Linked DNA regions of Homo sapiens: region 1 is linked to region 2. A link is a loop called in an ENCODE intact Hi-C map of the cell type or tissue named here. Cell type or tissue: HCT116. All regions are shown on one strand.

Region 1 (4,000 bases), 330 kb before region 2:
TCACATGTATTCGTTAGCATTTGTACTTGCTTTTTTCAGGGAAATGGATCCAGTACTTTCATCAGATTCTTCGAGACACCAGTGATTCAAAAAACAACAAAACCTCCCTCATTTTCAGTGGCTATAGCATATTCTGTTGTATGGATGCAGCATAATTTTTTCCCAGTTCCTACTGCTACAGGATCTTTGGGGTGTAGATTTTCTTCCCCGCTGGAAACCTCTGTTGCCAATGATGCCTTTGCCTGAGTTCTTGTCCTGAGTCCAGGAAGAATGAGGTACGCAGACAAGTGAAGGGTGAAGAAGACAAGGATGAGCTTGATTTAGTGTTACAACCGCTCAGAGGACCCACAGTGGGTAGCTCCTCTCTGTAGGCAGGTCATCTGTTGAGTGTTCAGTTATCAGCAGACAGGAGGTTCTGGAGAGGGTAGCTCCTCCCTACAACTGGTCATCCTAATGTCTGCAATTCTTAGCAGAGAGGAGGCCCTGGTGGGGGTGGCTCCTCTCTGCCAGCAGGTAGTCTGCAGGTAGCTCTTCTCTGCCACTGGTAGTCCAATCCTCTCTCCTCCCTCTTCCTTCTCTGGCTGTCCCCTGCCCTGCTCTGGCTGAGCCCAGAGCTTTTATGGGCCTCAGAGGGAAGGAAGTCCATGCTGATTGGTCCATGGGTAGCCATGGGCAGCCCAGAAGAGGCACCGCGTGTCCCCACTCTGGTCCTCAGGACTGATAGCCCAGCCCCCAGCCTTCAGGCCCTCCTTAGGACTGCCCCCTTCTGCCCAGGCCTCCTACTGCCATTCACAGCCCCGGGGCTCTGCCCTAACCACTGATCTGAGATGGGAGCAGGAGCCAGGAGCGGTGAGAAGCCAGGCAGTGGGAACAGGCACCCCTGAGACTGAAGGGATGGGGGGCCCTTCCTGGGGCCCCCAAGGGTGCAGGCTGCAGAGACTCTTGAGTCCCATGCCTGGGAGGGCAGTTGCCACTGCACCCAGAAGCTCCCACCCCACCAATTCAGAAGGGGCAGGGCTCCCACTTGTCCCAGCTCCTGCCTGCTCTGTGGAGCTGGAGGCCCAGATTTGCAGTACCGGGTCTGGTGGCTGCAGCTGCACCCAGGAGGACAGATCCTGCCCGTTCCTGGCACCACCCCCCTCACCCCCAAGAGCACAGGGAGGCTCAGATCCACAGCCACAGTTTGGGTGACTGCAGTGACACCTGGGGAGCTCTGCCCCAACTCAGAAGGGGCGGGGCTCCCCCGGCTCCATGAAACGTGCAGCCCCAGCTGCACCTCCCTGCTGCAGCCAGCATGATAGCAGCAGCCCCTGCCATCACTACCAATAGATGTTTGGGTTTTCCCTAGTTTTTACTACTCTAAACAATACTTGAGGAACATCTTTTTGCACAACACTTGGTGCATTCCTTTAATTTTTTCTTTTTTCTTTTTTCTTTTTTTTTTTTTTTTTGAGATGGAGTCTTGCTCTGTCGCCCAGGCTGGAGTGCAGTGGTGCAATCTTGGCTCACTGCAACCTCCGACTCCCTGGTTCAAGCGATTCTCCTGCCTCAGCCTCCCAAGTAGCTGGGACTACAGGCACTGCCACCACATCCAGCTAATTTTTGTACTTTTGGTAGAGACAGGGTTTCGCCATGTTGGCCAGGCTGCTCTCAATCCCCTGACCTTGTGATCTGCCCGCCTTGGCCTCCCGAAGTGCTGGGATTACAGGTGTGAGCCACCGCGCCTGGCCACTCCCTCAATCCACCTTGGCCTCCCGAAGTGCTGAGATTACAGGTGTGAGCCACCGCGCCTGGCCACTCCCTCAACCCGCCTTGGCCTCCCACAGTGCTGGGATTACAGGTGTGAGCCACCGCGCCCGGCCACTCCCTCCATTTTCTTTAGGATGAGCTCTCAGGAGATGAGTGGCAGGTGTATTTTGAAGACTTTTGCTAGACAATGCCAACTACGACTCAGAGGGCCTGTGCCAAGTCCATGTATGTGAAAATGTCCGTGTGCTCCCACCCTCCCCAGCACTGGGCATTTTTCTGTTTAAGCTTGGTGTGCGTCACCAGTGTTGGTTGTACAGTCATTACAAGAAATTCCTAGTGCACTCAAGAAGTCTCTGCCTTGTGCTCAGGGATTTGCGAAGCAGGATTGGCCCCGGGTAATGCATTTAATTACTGCTGTGTCTGTCACTAGAGGGAGCACCCGATCCACTTAAGGGCCTATTTTTGCATTGATCAGGGCCTCTCCCACCCAGGAGAGTTCCAAGTTCAGCTCCAGAGGCACAGAGGAAAGTAGTTTTTGTCAATTACCTACCCCAGCGTGTGCAGACCCCTCAAGCTGGGAAGGTCACAAGTGTCTGCTCAGAAGTACTCAGGAACTAAGGAGCAGAGAACCTGCTACCAACCACAGACTAGCAGACACAGAAACTCAGGAAAGGATGCTCAACCTCACTGGGAAGAAAGGAGATGCAAATAAAAGATGGGACACCTTGACTTGCCCATGATGTGGAATCTTTTGAAGACTGCTCATCGTCAGGCTCACTCCTGTGAGGGGACTTTGACACTGGCAGTTTCCTCTGCCTGGAATGGCTTTTCTCTGGATTCCCACAAAACTTGCTCTCTTACTTCCTTTAATTTTTTTTTTTTTTTAAACAAAGTCTCGCTCTGTCACCCAGGCTAAAGTGCAGTGTCATGATCTCGGCTCACCACCACCTCCACCTCCGCTTCCTGGGTTCAAGTGATTCTCCTGCCTCAGCCTCCCAAGTAGCTGGGACTACAGGCACGAATCACCACACCCTACTGATTTTTGTATTTTTATTAAAGACGAGGTTTCACCATGTTGGCCAGGCTGGTCTCAAACTCCTGACTTCAAGTGATCCACCCACTTCAGCTCCCCAAAGTGCTGGGATCTGGGTTTACAGGCATGAGCCACTGTGCCCGGCCGCTTCATTTGAATCTTTATTCAGATGTTACCTTCTCAATTAGTTCTACCATATTTAAAACTGTCCCCCTTGGCCAGGCGCAGTGGCTCACACCTGTAATCCCAGTACTTTGGGAGGCCAAGGCAGGCGGATCACGAGGTCAGGAGTTCGAGACCAGCCTGGACAAGATGGTGAAAGCCCGTCTCTACTAACCACACAAAAAATTAGCCAGGTGTGGTGGCGTACACCTGTAATCCCAGCTACTTGGGAGGCTGAGGCAGGAGAACTGCTTGAACCTGGGAGGCAGAGGTTGCAGTGAGCCGAGATCACGCCATTGCACCCCAGCCTGGGCAACAGGGTGAGACTCTGTCTCAAAAAAAGAAAACTCTACCCCCACACCAGGTATGGTGGCTCACGCCTGTAATCCCAGCACTTTGGGAGGCCGAGGTGGGAGGATCTCGAGGTCAGGAGGTCAAGACCAGCCTGGCCAACATAGTAAAACCCCATCTCTACTAAAAATACAGAAATTAGCTGGGCATGGTGGTGCGCACCTGTAGTCCCAGCTACTTGGGAGGCTGAGACAGGAGAACTGCTTGATTCTCCTGGGAGAATCTCTGCCTGGGAAGCAGAGGTTGCAGTGAGCCGAGATGGCGCCACTGCACTCCAGCCTGGGCAACAGAGCAAGACTCCGTCAAAAAAAAAAAAAAAAAAAACTGTCCCCCTCACAACATTCCTGAACCTCCTTAGCCTACACTAATATTTACAGCAATTAATATCTTTATTCTATTTTTCAGACAGGGTCTCACTATGCTACCCAGGCTGGAGTGCCATGGCGTGATCATGGCTCACTGCAGCCTCAACCTCCTGGGCTCAAGCAATCCTTCTGCCTCAACCCTCCTAAGTAGCTAGGACTATAGGCATGTGCCACCACTCCTGGCTAATTTTTAATTTTTTTGTAGAGACAGGGTCCCACTATGTTGCCCAGGCTGATCTCAAACTCTTGAGCTCAAGTGATCCTCCTGCCTTAGCCTCCCAAAGTGCTAGGACTGCAGGCATGAGCCACTGTGCATTGCCAATATCTTTTAATACTACCA
Region 2 (4,000 bases):
GGGCCACTTGGGTGGGTGCCGGGGGATGGGCTGGTGCTTACTCACCTGTGTGGTGAAGGAGCTTCAGGATGAGCCCCCAGCGGGAGCGAAGGCTCCAAGACGGAGCCCGCGTGATCGCAGGCGGGGGGCTGAGGGGAAGCTGATGGGGCAGGAGGGATCAGCGGGCAAGACCTCTGGGGCCAAGGATGTGGAGCTGGGGAGTTTGGGTTTTGCCATCAGTGTCTTTGAAACAAATTTAGTCAATTGCCAACATTTAACATTTGGAGAAATTTGTGTGTAAAAATCTGGAATTTTGGCCGGGTGTGGTGGCTCACGCCTGTAATCCCAGCACTTTGGGAGGCCGAGGCGGGCAGATCATTTGAGGTCAGGAGTTCGAGACCAGCCTGGCCAACATGGTGAAACCCCTTCTTTACTAAAAATGCAAAAATTAGCAGGCGTGGTGGTAGGTGCCTGTAATCGCATCTACTCTACTTGGGAGGCTGAGGCAGGAGAATCGCTTGAACCTGGGAGGCAGAGGTTGCAGTGAGCCAAGATCGAGTCACTGCACTCCAGCCTGGGCAGCAGAGCGAGACTCCATCTCAAAAACAAACAAACAAACAAAAAACAAAAAGAATTTTGCCTTCTTTTGAAAGAACAGGAATCTGTGACAATATGAACTTTTCAGTCCTGCATAGCCACCGTTGACTAGAGCTGAGTAGGAGCCATCTTCTGAGATGAGGCATTCATTCAACAATTAGTATAACACCAACAGGAAGAACAGGACTGAGTGAGTACAGTGTGACTGATCATTACTGAACAAAACAAAGATCCAATACTTTTAGGAGGGGGGCATCCGATGTTAAAATAAATGTATTTCAAGGTGGCGGCGCTCTGGAGAAAAGAAAGGGGTTGGGAAGGTGGGTGCACGTGTGTGCACATGTGTTTTGAATAGAGTGGTCTAGGCAGGCCTCAGGGAAAAGCTGGTGCAGGCAGATGGTTGAAGGTGGTGGAGAGGGAGCTGTGTAGGTATTTGAGGGAAGGGTGCTCTGGATGATGGGAGCTCTGTGTGTGGAGACCCTGGGGAGGGAGCTGTGTAGGTATTTGAGGGATGATGGGAGCTGTGTGTGTGGAGGCCCTGGGGTAGGGCACCTGGTGTGCTGCAGGAAGCTGAGGAGCTGGAGAAAGCAGGGAATGAAGCTAGAGAGGTCACGGTGGCTGTGTGGAGACTTGGCCCTGGGAAGGGCTTGAGCTGTGAGATTGGAGCTCTGGGTGTCTTTTGGAGCATGGCCATGGCCTGACTTAGGTTTTAACAGGTCCCTCTGGCATGGAGAACAGGCTGGGGGTTGGTGGTGAGGATTGGGGGGACCAGCTAAGGGTCTACTGGTGAAATCCAAGCAAGAGAGAGGGTGGCTCTGGCTGGGGTGATGGGAGTGAAGATGGTGAGAGATGGTCAGGTTCTGAGAATATTGGAAGATACAGCTGCCAGGATGTTCAAACAAGCTGGCCTGTGACGGGGGTAGGGCTGAGGCCCGGCTGGCTCACTTGGGTCTCTTGTCGGGTTCCTGCAGGCATTTCAGTTTGCAGCCTAGGTGGCGAGAGCCACGGGGGCTTATTGGGGGGCGGGGGGCGGGTGCGGGAATGGAGCAAAGAGGTTTGGGGGAATTGCCTACCTTTCCTATTCCCCTACTAAGAATGAGGGGTGGGGCCCCGGGCAAGTGGTAGAGGGGCTGAGAGTATTCTGGGCAGAAGCAACCACATGAACCAAGCTTGGCAGCAGGAGGAGGGAAGCTGAGCCCCGTGGTCGGAGAAGCTGGTGAGCCGAGTGGGCAACCTGTGACTGCCAAGCTGGGGCCTGGTTTTATCCGGTGAGCCATAGGGAGCCAAGGGAAGTATGTGAATAGGATCTAGGGACGGGGCAGATAGGAGAAGGACTCTTGGAGATCCAAAGAGGAAGGAAGGAACCAGAAGGAACCAGGCAGGAGGTGGCAAAGTGGGGACTGAGAACTCCTGCCTGCCCCAAGGGCGGGGGGCGGGGTGGGGGTGGGGGGGCGTCTCTCTGATCCTTTCCCATCTTGGAGGGCGCCATCTGGTGGCCCAGGTTGGAACAACTCCGGGAGAGGCTTGAGGCCCAGAGGCCCAGAGGCCCTCAGTAATCTGGGGAAGGCAGAGCCAGGGGAGAAAGAGAAAGGGCCATTCTTCCCAAAGGCAGAGAATATCCAGTCTGGAAAACAGTGGGATCCAGAGAAAAGCAGACCTTACCAGCCACCTGGATAATGGGGAAAAGAAAGTTACAGGGCTTGCCAGAGGGAGAAGGAGCTAGTTCTTGAGGGATTAGGAAGTTTTCAGTTGGCTGCCATCTCCCAGAACAAAGAGTGGCCAGAAAGCTGTGGCATGCTTGGGAGGCAGCCAGTTCTACCTGGTAGGGCCGTGGCAGGAGGTGGGGGACAAAATGGAGAAGTGGATGCTGGGAAACTAGCTTCGGGGATGAGGGCAGGCTTCCCCACAGTGAGTGTTTGAGCTGGGCCAGGGAGGCTGAACAGGAGTTCGCCAGGCAGGGAATGGCCGTTTCAGCCAGCAGAGACAGCAGGTGCAAACCTCAGAGGTTGAACGCTTGGGAGCGTTTGGAGAAGGGCAGGGCCAGGACGCAGGAAGGAATGAAGTGAGAACGTTGGTGAGGCGGGAAGGGAGACACAAAGCCTCATGCCCAGCAGCCGCGAGCCAGGGAAACGTGAAGGTGGGGCAAGCTGGACTAGGCTGGCTAGGAGGTCAGGAGGGAGCCTGGTTTGGGACCCTGGGGATGGAAAGGAGGGTTCAGAGAGAAACCAAAGAGGGTGGAACATTTTCCAGGTTCCATGAGGCTGTGACTGGGTCGAGGGGCAGGTTTCTGAGCCCCCTGGTAGCCGGGTAGAGGACAGCAGTTGGCACACCATCTGCTAAGCACGGAGGCTGTTTATAGGCTGGGCCGCATATTACAATGCTCAGGGCTCCACTGCACCCTCTCGGGGGTCTGCTAGCGCTTTCCGTAGACTGTCTCCACGCCCTCCCCACTCCCAGCCAGTCCAGATCCTCTCCGGAGGGACTGCAGCAAGGATCGTTAAGTCTGTCCACCGGGATGGGGGAAGACCAGGGCCGGAGCAGATTGGCCATCCTTCAGAAGATCGACTTCCGCTATTGGGGAGAGTCTGAGGAGTCCGTTCTCCCACGGGGCCTCGTCACTCTTTGCGAAGGGCGCCTGGCAGGTCAAATGACCTCCATTTCCACCTCGCCTTCCACCTTCTTCTTTTGCTTCTCCATCACTGCCTCCAGCTCTGACACTTTCTCTTTGTCCTGGAGGGCGGGGTGGAAATCGCTTTGTCCTGGCGTCCGAGCCCTCGTCATCCCAACCCTACCCAGACCCAGGGACCAGCGGTCCGGCTCACCTCCAGCAGCGAGCGCTGCACGGTGACCTGGCTGTACACACGTGCCCCCTCCTCGGGGCTCACCGCCCGCAGCTCCTCCTTCTGCAGCGAGAAAAGCTGCGCCCCGGTCAGCACACCCAGCGCGTCCACGGTCCTGAGCGAGGGCAGCCCGGGCGCGGTCAGGCCGGTCGGCGGATGCCCCAGCCCGGACAATCATGTCACGCCCACCCGGCGATGGTCCAATCAGAACAGCATTCTAGCTCTAGCGGGGGCAGGCCCGACACCTCCTGAACCCCACCCACCAATCACAATGTTGCCACCCGGGGGGCGTGGCCGCATCCTGCTTTCAAAGGGTACGGGATTTCCCTAAGGAATCCAGTCGGAGTCTGAAAAAACATGGCAATCACAGCCTGCCATTGGGTGTTGCTACCAGACAGACCCTCACTTCGGGCTAATCCCGGCTCCCTGTGGTCTCCACGACTGCCGCCCCCCGACTCCCGGCCGATCGGAACGCTCCGCTCCCAGCGTCCGTATCAACCCGCGCCGAGAGGGCCCCGGCCCCACTCACCCGGAGCTAAAGCCCTTGGCCTGCAGCCAGGCGCGGACCTCGGAGGCGTCCGAGC

Evidence for each region. Peaks named below come from ENCODE experiments on the same cell type or tissue, not always from the same donor. Only the 100,000 strongest peaks of a DNase experiment are listed, where the experiment ranks them.
Region 1: a loop joins it to region 2, with 16 times the contacts of the local background. A loop is called at or near these places in 5 of 110 quality-filtered maps.

What each region holds. Positions count from the first base shown.
Region 1 is chr19:55,416,530-55,420,529 of GRCh38, reverse strand. All of the region lies in intron 2 of LOC105372462 (a long non-coding RNA gene), which reads right to left. Among named protein-coding and RNA genes, the nearest start is that of UBE2S, 11 kb to the right of the region's middle. RefSeq lists a silencer at 312-512 and enhancers at 849-1,418, 1,974-2,103. In HCT116, a CTCF peak has its summit at 2,182 (motif pointing right); a DNase peak (open chromatin) is centred at 2,169.
Region 2 is chr19:55,086,834-55,090,833 of GRCh38, reverse strand. It overlaps EPS8L1 (EPS8 signaling adaptor L1), which reads right to left. Exons shown (of 20, transcript NM_133180.3): 18 at 3,946-4,000; 19 at 3,399-3,531; 20 at 2,911-3,306. The coding sequence ends at 3,220. Among named protein-coding and RNA genes, the nearest start is that of EPS8L1, 13 kb to the right of the region's middle. RefSeq lists an enhancer at 1,939-2,233. In HCT116, a CTCF peak has its summit at 2,086 (motif pointing left); no DNase peak of the experiment used is centred here; H3K27ac peaks cover 1,005 bases.